Linked DNA regions of Homo sapiens: all the other regions are linked to region 1. Evidence: read pairs that join two places in POLR2A ChIA-PET (ENCODE). Cell type or tissue: PC-9. All regions are shown on one strand. Links, peaks and the distances in the headings refer to the core of each region. The heading gives the core; the rest is flanking DNA. Region 1 has its middle 41 kb from the start of USPL1. Region 2 overlaps LOC105370148 (a long non-coding RNA gene). Region 3 has its middle 21 kb from the start of TRN-GTT2-4.

Evidence for each region. Peaks named below come from ENCODE experiments on the same cell type or tissue, not always from the same donor. Only the 100,000 strongest peaks of a DNase experiment are listed, where the experiment ranks them.
Region 2: POLR2A ChIA-PET joins it to region 1 with 22 read pairs; 1 of 35 experiments calls an interaction of 5 or more read pairs at or near these places.
Region 3: POLR2A ChIA-PET joins it to region 1 with 22 read pairs; 2 of 35 experiments call an interaction of 5 or more read pairs at or near these places.

Annotation. Positions count from the first base shown.
Region 1 is chr13:30,575,060-30,579,104 of GRCh38, reverse strand. It overlaps a transcript of HMGB1 not described here. Among named protein-coding and RNA genes, the nearest start is that of USPL1, 41 kb to the left of the region's middle. RefSeq lists a silencer at 1,306-1,365 and an enhancer at 1,586-1,665. In PC-9, for the core only: no CTCF peak of the experiment used is centred there; DNase peaks (open chromatin) are centred at 1,604 and 2,344; H3K27ac peaks cover 413 bases.
Region 2 is chr13:31,171,250-31,175,294 of GRCh38, reverse strand. LOC105370148 (a long non-coding RNA gene) reads right to left here. Exons shown (of 3, transcript XR_941825.3): 3 at 3,526-3,858. Among named protein-coding and RNA genes, the nearest start is that of HSPH1, 11 kb to the right of the region's middle. In PC-9, for the core only: no CTCF peak of the experiment used is centred there; DNase peaks (open chromatin) are centred at 2,564 and 3,084; H3K4me3 peaks cover 463 bases; H3K27ac peaks cover 1,742 bases.
Region 3 is chr13:30,693,442-30,697,486 of GRCh38, reverse strand. No RefSeq gene overlaps it. Among named protein-coding and RNA genes, the nearest start is that of TRN-GTT2-4, 21 kb to the right of the region's middle. RefSeq lists a silencer at 2,529-2,729. In PC-9, for the core only: no CTCF peak of the experiment used is centred there; no DNase peak of the experiment used is centred there.

The DNA.
Region 1 (4,045 bases), core at 560-3,059:
TCTAGTTCCCAGGACATACAAAGATGAGAATGATTCCGTCCTTGCCCTTGGATTCAAATGGGCAAGACAGACAAAATTATAATAACTTGTGGTAAGTCCTGTGCTATCTGTGTGAACAATGTGCTGTGGAAACAGGAGCAAGCAGCTGATTGCCCCAGTGGATATCTAAGAAAGGCTTCATTAAGGAGTGACTTATGAAATAGGTCATATGGAATGAATGAGAATATCCCAGGCATAAGAGAGAAGGGCATTCCTGACAGAATGAACTGCATATGCAAAGTCAGGGAGGTTTGAAAGCGTTGAACTTGTTCCAGCAACAGTAAGAAAGAAGTTTAGTGTAGCAAGAGTATAGGTATATATAGAGAAGTGAGGTGGAGCCCATTGAAGACCTATGCACCTTGCTAAGGAGGTTAGACTTTCTTCTTATATGGTGAGAAGCCCAGAGAGGTTCCGAATCTAGGATATGTAAGATAGGATATATGTGCTTTAGGATGACCATTCTGTCGGCTGTTTAAAGGATGGTGTGAAGAAAAGAGAGATTAGAGTTAGGAAATCCTTTGCATTGCTTCAAATGGGAAATAAGGACTTCAACTAAGACAGGAGTGATGGGTATGGAAAAGATGGTCTAGATTCCAGAGCTCAATTCCATTCAGTTTGTGGAACATTTACTGACATTTACCATATAGCAGGCTGCTAAACACTGTGATACAAAAAAAAAAAAAAAAAAAAAAAAAAAGAACAAGAACTGGTCTCTGATCTTGAGTTTTCTGTCTAGTGGGGAACAAAGACACACCAACAGGTCACTTCAGTATGATAATGGTTAAGTGTCATAATAAATAAAGGCTTGCAAAAGGTATGAAAGGAGCAAAGATGGGTTCATAACCTACACTAAGGTTCATAAAGCCTTCCTGAGAGGGAAACTTCCAAGCAGAATCAAGGAGAATGAATGGGAGCTGGCCAAGGGAAGCAAAGGGCAAGGACGTTGCAGGCAGAGGGCTGGGGAGAGTCTGCCTGAGGGTCAGGGAACCACCAGGAACTGCACGGAGTCTCTTGCTGCTTACCTCCATGTGGATGAGGAGTGACACGAAGGAGCCTGAGGTTGGAGTGGAAAGTTCACCTGTGTTCCTGTAGTGGAACTTGGGGATTCATATGGAGCCTCTAAGAAATGCTAAGGAAGCTTGGACTTTATCCTGTTGATGGTGGGGAGCCCACTGAAGTGTTTTAAAACATGAGGATGATGTGGGCAGCCTTGTGGCTTAGGTGGTTTATTCTGATAACGGATGAGATAATAGTAGCTCACTTTTCGTTGAATGCTTATAATGTGCCAAGCTGTGTTGTAAGCATTATGCATGTATCGCCTTGTTGAAACAACCCTGCTATTATTAGCCTCATTTCACAGGGAGGTTACTGACACACAGAGAGATTAAGTAACTTGCTCAGATTTACACAGGCAGTGGCAGAATGAGGACTTAATCCGCAGTGATCTGACTCTAACCCACAGTGATACTGCTAGGTAGGTAGATGTGAGAGAGTGGCTGGACTCTAGGGAAGAGAGGATGATGAGCTACTCTGCGGTAACAGAGAGAAGGTCACTGATGAGTCAGCTTGGGCTGCCACAGCAAAATACCACAGACTGGGCGGTGCAAGCAACAGAAATTTTCTCACAGCTCTGGAGGCTGGAAGTCCTCCAGGTGCTATCAGGATTGGGTTTTGGTGAGGACGCTCTTCTGGGCTATATATGGCCTTTTTTTTTTTTTTTTTTAAAGAGACTGGGTCTCATGCTGTCACCCAGGCTGGAGTGCAGAGGTGTGATCATAGCTTGCTGCAGCCTCAAATTCCTGGGCTCAAGCCATCCTCCTGCCTCAGCCTCCTGAGGAGCTGGGACCACAGGTGTGTACCACTGTGTCTGACTATTTTATTTTCTTGTAGAGATGGAGTCTCACTCTGTTGCCCAGGCTGGTCTCAGACTCCTCTCCTTGAGTGATCTTCCCACCTCAGCCTCCCAAAATACTGGGATTACAGGTGTGAGCCCCTGTGCCCAGCTCTAGTCTCTTCTTATAAGGACACTGATCCTATCAGATCAGGGCTCCACCTTTGACCTCACTGAACCTTAATTACTCCTTAGAGGTCACGTCTCTAAATACAGTCACATCAGGGATTAGGACATATGAATTTGGGGGAACACAAATATTCAGTCCATGACAGCGACAATTCTGGAGAGTATTTGAAGATAAAATCAGCACAAGTTGGTAATCGATTTGATGTGGGGAGTGAGGTGGAAGGAGGAGTTTAGGATGACTCTCAGGTTCTCACAAAGATGCAGAGGAGGGGCAAGCCTGTGGGGTGAATGAACAGCAGTTCGGTTGAGGTTACTGTAGTTCAGCACTTGGAAAGCTTCCAGGAGATAGTTGCGATGCTGATGTGGAGAGAGGCAGCGACGTGTGTGGATGGCAGTGGAAGCCACAGGCTGGGTCACATCACCTAGGGAAAACATGTAGAGTGAGAAGACATGTAGGACTGCCAAGATGGAAAAATATTTACGAGGCAAGCAGAAGAAAGCAAAGGGAGACTTAAGAAATAACATACCTTTATCCCTGAACCCAAAGGAAGAGAGAATTCCAGGCAACAGGGAGTGTTTGACACATTCTGCGGCCTCTTTGTATCAAATTTGTATTCTTAGGTGAGAAAAGGGAACAGGCTTAGAATCATAGCTTTTTATTGCCCAGTAGGACCAAAAGAGATGATTTTATAATTCTTTATTCTACAAACAAGGAAGCTGAAGCCCTGCAAAGCCTTGGGATTTGTCTCTTTCATGGTACAGGCAGGAGTAGAATTTAGGTCTCCCAAGCCATTTGACTTCAATCCAGCGCTTTTTACAATACATCAAATAAAATCCACCATTGTGGGGTTTGAAAATTGGGTCTATGTTATAAAAAAAATTACACTAAATGGAGAAAGAAGCATTCAAATTTTATTTGTATATGCATTTGGGGAGAGGAAGACATAGTATAGTATAGAAAATGTCAAAGACTTTGTCTCAGAGGAGAGAATACCAATGTTGGCCTTGATGGTGATGATGAGATTGACTAGTGGAAGAGGGCCTAGAGACAGGGATTCTGTCCTTACCATATTCACAGTGGAAATGGCATGTTACCAGCGGCTCCTGTTATGTCCTGAGCACACTTAAAACGAATTTTTTTTAGAGACAGGGTCTCACTCTGTTGCCCAGGCTGAGTGCAGTGGCTTACTGCAGCCTCAAACTCGTGAGCTCAAGGGATCTTCCTGCCTCAGCCCCTGGAATAGCTGGACTACAGGCAGGTGTCACCATGCACCTAAGCACACATTTTTAAATGTGACTCTGTCTTATGTTTTTTTCCTATCATTGACTAACCCCACATTAGATACATAGCAGTACTGTATTATTAGAAAATTAATTTTAAGTCAGTACCTTATTACAGGCTTGAAACTGACAAACTTCATTACTTGGGGAGAGGAGTGGGTTCTTTTACAGGATTTCAAAATTGCCTTCAGCCACGGAGACTCCCTTAAGTGAAAATTTCTGTCAGTAACAGACAGTTTATCTTAGAATTCAGTTAATGGAGTATGTATTGAGTATCTACTATAAATGAACCACGATGTTGAGCACTTCAGGAGGTATTAATGAATTGAACAGAGTCCCTATGTAAGACATGTATGGCCTGTTGCTAGAGTGAAGGAACAGCGTCATATGAACCTTTAGACTCACAAATATTTTAATGGGGTCAGCGTAGTCAATAGGGCCAGTACATCCTCATCAGTACTTACTGAAAATATGAGCTGACTTCGAGCTGTATTTCTCACTTTCAAATTTTAAAAAACACAAACTGAAGCAAGTTTAACCACCATCATGGTTTGTATGTTAATTGCTTTCTTGTTTTTACTAACTACATAAGCATGAACTTAATATAAAAGGCTACTATTTTTTCATTTTATAACTTTATGGCATGAAAATGTATACGCTGACACTTAAAATAATAAACATATGCACACCATGCAGATACTTTTA
Region 2 (4,045 bases), core at 1,055-3,554, 600 kb before region 1:
TTAATACCCGGCCCTACCATTTACTGGTTGTCCTCAGGGAAGTTATTTAATCCAACTGAGCCTTACTTTCATTTGCAGAATGGGGATGATAATAGAAGGTACCTATCTAAGAGGAACCTTGGGAGGTGATGTAAGACATTCATGGCACCCAGCACTGTGCTGAGGTGCTCAGTAAGTGAAAATCCCTTCTCGCCAGCTGTCATGGGCGTTATTTTTTCTGCCTGCCTGGCATGTCTGTGAGGCACCATCCCTGCCCATTCTGCAGTAATGCTGGGGGCCTGGTGGTTTGATTCTCCATCATCCTCACCAGTAGCTTGGGCAGATAGCTCTGCACAGTGACTTCAGGTACCAGGTCACACTCACTGGCTCTTCTCTTCCCTTCTTCTACTTTTTTTTTTTTTTTGAGACATAGTCTCCCTCTGTAGCCCAGGCTGAAGTGCAGTGGCACAATCTTGGCTCACTGCAACCTCCACCTCCCAGGTTCAAGTGATTCTTCTGCCTCAGCCTCCCAAGTAGCTCGGATTACAGGCATGCACCACCATGCCCAGCTAATTTTTGTGTTTTTAGCAGATGGGGTTTCACCATGTTGGCCAGGCTGGTCTTGAACTCCTGACCTCAAGTGATCTGCCACCTCGGCCTCCCAAAGTGCTGGGATTACAGGCATGAGCCACCATGCCCAGTCTCTTTGTGACTTTCTTACGGTAAGAACTATGTTACTCTGGAGCTGCAAGGTCTGCCTTTGCCCCTACATAAGGAAGGCCCATCTGAGAAGGGAAGCAACGCAGAGCAGAGTTTAGCTGAGAGATGGGCAGAGAGAAAGTCCTGAGGATGTCACTTGAGCTCCTGGATATGGCTGAGCCTAAACTAGATGCCCCCTAAAACTTCCAAATTATGTGGATCAGTAAATTCCCATTTTTGTTTTGTTGGTTGGCTGATTTTTTTGTTGTTGTTGCCTGCAACTGCAAAAATCCAAACTAATATACTGTTTTTCCCTGCCCTGGTTCGTAACTTTGACAGCTTGTGTAAGATTTTCATGAGTCTCTGGCTCCCCTGGGTGGCAAAGAGAATAAATTCACATTTCTAGGAGTCCCACTCTCTGCACTAGCATGCTCCTTTCTACAGTTTATTTATGTTTCGACTCCCCTAGTCTCAAACATACTTGTGTGTAATCTTAGCCCACAGATGTTTTGGCAGAAATTTCTTTTTCATGGTTATACTGCTTTTCTAGCTGTGGTGGTTCTGGGTCTGCAGTCGGTCAAATCTCATCCCTGGTCCTGCTTGGGGTGGCCATTGAATTGGGTTTGAGTCAGTGGTACAGTGAGTGGCCCAAGTTGGGGGGCAGTGGGTCACCCTCTTCTAGGAGCAGTCAGCGACACAAAACACCATCTTGGTATTATTAGAAGGTTGTACCAACCAGCTATAGGAACAAGCCCCAGTGCCAACATGATTTTAAAAGTCCTAGCCAGAGGAATTAGGCTCATCCAGATTATTCTGTCTGAGGAAGAACTGACTAGTTAGAAAAAAATTACAAGTCGATAGGTGTTTTCATGATGTAAGAATCTATTTAAGAACATGAAGGTGTGGCCATATTCGTTTTATTTTGTCATGATGAATATCCTGGGGAGCCATTGCTACTGCAAAAAGGTCCCTGGAACACTTACCAATCTTTTAGTACTCAGAGACTACCTGGAAACACGTCTTTAGTATGTGCCTTTCTGAGCTGGGCTCACCTATTACATCATTGTTGCTCATTCCTTATTTTGAGCCTTGTACTTCAGAATCGCTAACCTAATCCGCATATGTATTTGTTCGTCTCCTCTGTATTTGCATACTCTGGCAGAGAAATGGAGTCCTCTTCCTCCATCCTACTCACTTTAGCTCAGGCGTCACCCACCTTATTCCCCCTTCCAACATCCTTGGCCCAGGTGAGCTACGTGTCCCACTGCTGTGTCCAAAAATTTTCTGTTCACAGAGCTGTCATTATAACGATTCCATTGGATAATTATGTTTATGGGTGTGTCCTCAACCAGACTGAGAAGCTTGAGGCACAGTTTTTAACTCTTTTTTTTCTTAAGGCCATATGTCTCCTGGCTCACGGTATGGCCCATAGCAGGCGTGCAAAGTTCATTGAATTGATATGTTCATTAAAAGTACGGGGTCGATAAAATAGCACCTGTTGAGGAACTACTGTCTAGATGCCTTAGAGAACTGTAGTGAGAATTTAACAAGAGAGCATAAATCAATGACAGGGAGATATACCTAGCACAAAGTCAACATGGTTGTTGAATGAATGATGGAAGATCTACATTTTGAAGATGAAAATGATGAAGTTCAGACAGCTTAAACTTTTTCCCAGAGTCACACAGTTAAAGTGAGAGAGGTGAGATCTGAACACAGCCCACTCTGGCCCCTAAGCCCTTGGCTTCCCCTACAGCTCCTTGTCATCTTCTGCATTATACATCTTTAGGTCTCTTGCCCCAGCAGGCAGGCAAACATTTTTCATTGTTGACAATGACCCTTGAATCAACTGTAACACTTTCACATGATGGCTTTCCATGGGAGGAATTCCAGAAATATTTGTTGCATGAATGGATGAATGAATAGACTTGGGAAATTTCCAGTGCTGAACAAAGGTGCGTGGACTAGTCCATTTAGGGCATGATACTATATATCCCTTTAGAACATGTACCAACATCACTATAGCAATCCACTAAGCAGAAATATAACGTGTTATAAAATAACACTGGAGACAGGGCCAAAAGAACAATGTCATAGAAATAAAGGTAAAGAAAAGAAAGTTAACCTTTCTAGGACAGTGATAGATTTTAAATCTGTGGTATTCAGAATATTCTTATGAATTTTTCACAATGGAATGGAGGTATTTTGACCTCCCCTCTAAAATCTGATTCTCTGATTTAGAATTATCTGCAAAGATATTCACACAGATATATGTAGTTTTTTTGAAATTTGTGGACTATCAATTATCTAGGCAGTCACGCAATATGAACAGCACAATATGAAAGATGAAGATAAGGAAACAGTTTTGCTGTTCTCTTTCATAATCCTGGGAGAGGGTTATGAAGGGAGTGAAGTGACTCGGAAGTGTCTTAGGTAACCAAGCATTAGTAATCAAAGCAATAACAACCATAGCTGTCAGCTATTGTGTGCCCTTTTAATGGAAGACATCTGGCTTAGGTGATATTACTTTATTAATTGGTCCCCACAATACCACAATGAGGTAGGATTTTTTTTTTTTCTTTTTTCGAGATGGAGTCTCACTCTTGTTGCCCAGGCTGGAGTACAGTGGCGCGATCTCGGCTCACTGCAACCTCCACCTCCTGGGTTCAAGCGATTCTCCTGCCTCAGCCTCCCCAGTAGCTGGGATTACAGGCGCCCGCCACCACCCCCAGCTAATTTTTGTATTTTTAGTAGAGACAGGGTTTCGCCATGTTGGCCAGGCTGGTGTTGAACTCCTGACCTCAGGTGATCCACCTGCCTCGGCCTCCCAAAGTGCTGGGATTACAGGCGTGAGCCACCGCACCTGGCCAAGGTAGAATTTCTTACCCACATCTTACTGGTAAGATTTTAGAAGAGTTAGGCAGTTTGCCCGAGAAAGGTTGCAGATGCCAGGATTTATACCCAGCTCTGCCTGACTCCACACACAGTCTAGAGGGTTGTCTTGTGACTATTACTATAATACCAAATGCACAGTACAGCTGCCAAGGCCCTTAACCTTGCTGCAGTTCTGAGAGTTGGTTCTCTTTCAGTTTCCTGAAGGCAGGAACGTGGGCTGTTCGTCATGGTATCTCCAGCACAAAGCAAACGGCTGCCACATTGTAGGAGTTCATCCAGATCACTCTATATGAGGAAAGTGCGAAGGTGACTTGCTAGAATAAAACATTTCAAGTCAAAGGCTAATAGGTATTTTCATTATGTAATCTATAAGGACATTTAAAACCATAAAGGTTTGGCCATGTTGGTTTTATTTTATCCTAATTAATATCATGGAGACCTACTGCTATTCCAAAAAGCCAATAAGGTCCTT
Region 3 (4,045 bases), core at 936-3,435, 120 kb before region 1:
CAACTCCTAGTCTAGGAGAAGGAAGCTGACTGGAATCCTGACAGAGTGGGCTAAGGCATATTAGAAAGATACAGAGTTAAAACTATGAGTGAGCCGGCATGGTGGGCAGCCGATTTGCAGACAAGGAGGACTTCCTGGAGGAGGCAGTAACTGAGCTGAATCTATTAAGACTGACATGAGAATGTTAGAAAGTTTGGAGAACAGACTTCCACATATTCAAAGAGGGTTATCTTCGTGGTGCTGGGGGCAAAGAGGAAGGGTTGGTGGAGAATTTCAGCACCTTACCTGTACAGCTGCAGGAGCCTCCAGCTCTGCATGCAACTATGCTGTCACTCTGTCCCCAGCTCAGACAACCAACACTGCATTCTCCAGGGTATTTGCCCAGAGACGCAACGGCTACCCCAGACACCGCACCCATAACTCTGAGGGGGATTACTAAGCTTAGAGCAGACAACTTAAAGACCTTCCTTTCCCTGACCTGGAATTTAAAAGCAAACCTCACCCAGGGCCCCCAGGATGTTTGATGCTTGCCCCAGGCCCATCTGTGTGGGACTTCAGGCAGCTTGTCCTTCAGGACTGACTCACGAGTAAAGAAGAGGTAAGAATGCATTAAGGGAGAGAGAGTGCAGATGATCCTTTCAAGAATCTGCCCCCTTGGGCAAGCCACTTCCTCTCTGTGCCTCTGTTTCCTCATCTGTAGAATGAGAAAGTGGACCCTGCCAGCTCAGACGGACTTGTTTTCTTTTTCCTTCCTGTTCTCCTTCAGGGTTTCCATCTTTTGCAATAAGACAGGGCTGTGTCCCAATTCCTGGAAGCTCCTTTCCACCAGCCATCTTTTCTTCTCCTTGACATTGGCTGTTTCCGTGCTTCCCCTCCTTTCCCGTCCCTGCCTCCTTCCTGCTCTTGCTCTTTTTCATGTTCCCCCTTTTTTATTCTTTTTCAGCACTTCACCTTTCCCTCCTCTGCCTGGGCTTTCTAGGGTGAAGCAGCCAGGCAGGGGCCGGTTTCTGAGGTTTCCCTCCTTCCTCTCAGTGGCTTCCAGTGGACACTCGCCCATGCAGAGACAGGAAGTGGGGCTTTCAAACTGCCTGCTCAGCACTGTGGGAGAGCCCTGTCATCTCCGCCGCTGCAGGAAAGAGCCATTAACTCCAGCCTGACTTGCAAAAGGAAATTTAGAATTGCTGAAAGCCTGGCAGACTTGTGTTTATAAAACTGCCCTTTTTTTGGTCATGGTTTATCACAATGCTTGTCTCAAGACAGAAGCTAGTGCCATACCAGGCAGGATGGAGATCAGGTCTGACACTTAGTACACAATCAGTGGTTGATGAATGAGAGAATGAATGATTCTGTTGCAAAGGATGTTTCCCCCTTTTAGAACCATTGTCAGAGAAATGGGTTTTTTAAGATATGCTCCAAATGGAATTTTTAAGATATGCTCCAAATGGAAAGAGAGTAAAACAATGCTATGCATGTAAAATACATTTCCCTTTGAATTTTGGTGCTGGAAGCGTCCTCCCTGCCTTCATTCTCCTATGATACCTCCCAAAGAACCCAGACCAAACACACCTATTGAAACCACTTGTAAAAGTTTAGACTCTACCTAAGCTAACTAAGGTATGCATAGCCGGGCCAACCCCTTCCATTTTGACATTTTCTTCATTTGTTTTCTCTGCGTCTCCTCTCCAAGATCTCTTCTTCAAGCTCCCTGAGAACAAACTGCCAATCGGAACTCCCCTCCTCCCCACAAAAGACACATCCCCTTATGCAAAAGGTGAATTTTTAAATGAATGCGCTAAATTGATCTATTCTTCTTCTCTGTGTTACTCTTGATCTCTTCCTGCATGAAACTCCCTCAGCACTTGGGTTCTGTAGTGCTCACTCAACACTTAATAAATACTGCCTTATATTACTTTAATCCTTTTAATGTACCCATCCAATGCCCCAGCCACAGTGCAAGTTAATGCAAGAACGTGGGCCATGTCTGCAACCCTGGTGCCTATCCACATGTCTAATTCATAGTCAGTGATTCCTTTTTAAATTTTTTATTTTGGTTGATTACACAAGTAAAACATGCTTATGGTAGGATTACATGTTTATTGGCAGAGTAAATCAACAGAGAGAAAAATGCACAATCTCCAAAGCAATTAAAGGAATGCAAATTTTTAAAAATAAAAGACACACTTATACGTGTATTAAATGAAGAAAAATCAATAAAAATGATAAATTGCTATGTGGGAATGATTATAGGAGAGCAGATGTGCTTATACAGCAGAGGGTGGAGGGGTGCTGTCATCTGGTTTAGGATATTTGGAGCACCACCTGGAGACATATGACAGGAAGTCTAACGATCCTCATGGTGTTTAATCTTGATGCGATTGTTCACGCTGGCATCCGAGCATCCTGACCACTGCCCCTGACTGCCCCCACTAATGCTCTCTCAGCCCCTTTCCTTGCCTGTGCCCTCACCATGGATTTCCTTCTGCTTGTGTCTAAGCTCAGCTGCCTCGCCATTCCTCATTCTGCTCTAAAGTATATTTCTCCCTGAGCTAGACTTTGATAATCTGTTCTTGAAGTGTCCTCTTCAGTGTCAGATAAGTTCTGCTCTTGTGCAGGTCCATGTTCCTCCTATCAGGGACTTACAGCAAGCCCTCCAGGCAGAACCAGTCATGAGACATCACCAATTATCAGCAACCCATGTCCAAGCCATGTTGGCCATCCTTTCCTTGCCAGGAGTGTGTAAAGCAAAACTCAACAGCAGAGGCTCAGACATTGCCCATGGAGGTTATCATGGGCCAAACCAGCAGCAGGCATGTGGACTGTATCCCCTTATCCTGCAGAGCAGGCTTGAGGAGGGAAGCCCCAGATATCAGGAAGGGAATGGGCTTGGGAGGCAGGAAGACTTAGGCCCAAGTTTTAAAATTAAAACTCACTTTTACATTTACTTTTCTGATAACAAAATTATACATGTTTATTATAGTAAAATTAGAAAGTAGATGTAAGCAACAAATAAACATAAGTCAATAAATGTGATTCATGACATAAACAGAATTAAAAATGAAAAACGTAATCATTTTAATAGATGCAGAAAAAGCATTCAATAAAATCCAGCCTCCTTTTATGATAAAATCCCTCAACAAACTAGGCATCAAATGAATATATCTCAAAATAGTAAGAATCATCTATGACAAACTCACAGCCAACATCAAAATGAATGGGGAAAAGTTGAAAGCATTTCCCCCTAAAAATTAGAATGAGACAAGGATGCCCACTTTTCACCATTTCTATTCAACATAGTACTAGAAGCCCTAGTCAGAGCAATCAGGCAAGAGAAAGAAATAAAGGGCATCCAAACTGGAAAAGAGAAACTCAAACTACCTCTACCAATGATATGATCTCATACCTAGAAAATCCTAAGGAATCCTCAAAAATCTCCCAGATTTGATAAGTGAATTTAGTAGTGTTAGGTTACAAAATCAATGTACACAAATCACTAGCACTGCTATACACCAATGATGGCCAAGCTCAAAATCAAATCAAGAACTCAATCCCATTTACAATAGCTGCAAAAAATAAAAATAAAATACATAGGAATATACTTAACCAAGGAGGTGAAAGACCCCTACAAGGAGAATTACAAAACACTAATGAAAGAAATAATAGATGACACAAGCAAATGGAGAAACATACCATGCTTATGGATTAGAAGAATCAATATTGTAAAAATGACTATACTACCCAAAGCAATCCACAGATTCAGTGCAACCCTTATCAAAATACCAATGTCATTTTTCACAGAATTAGAAAAACCAATCCTAAAATTTATATGAGACCAAAGAGGGGTCCAAATAGCCAAAGCAATCCTAAGCAAAAAAAGAGCAAATCTGGAGGCATCACATTACCCAACTTCAAATTATACTACGAGGCTATTGTAATCAAAACAGCATGGAACCGGTATAAAAGTAGAATAGCATAGAGAACCCAGAAATAAAACCAAATACCTACAACCAACTGATCTTCAGCCAAACAAACAAAAACATACACTGGG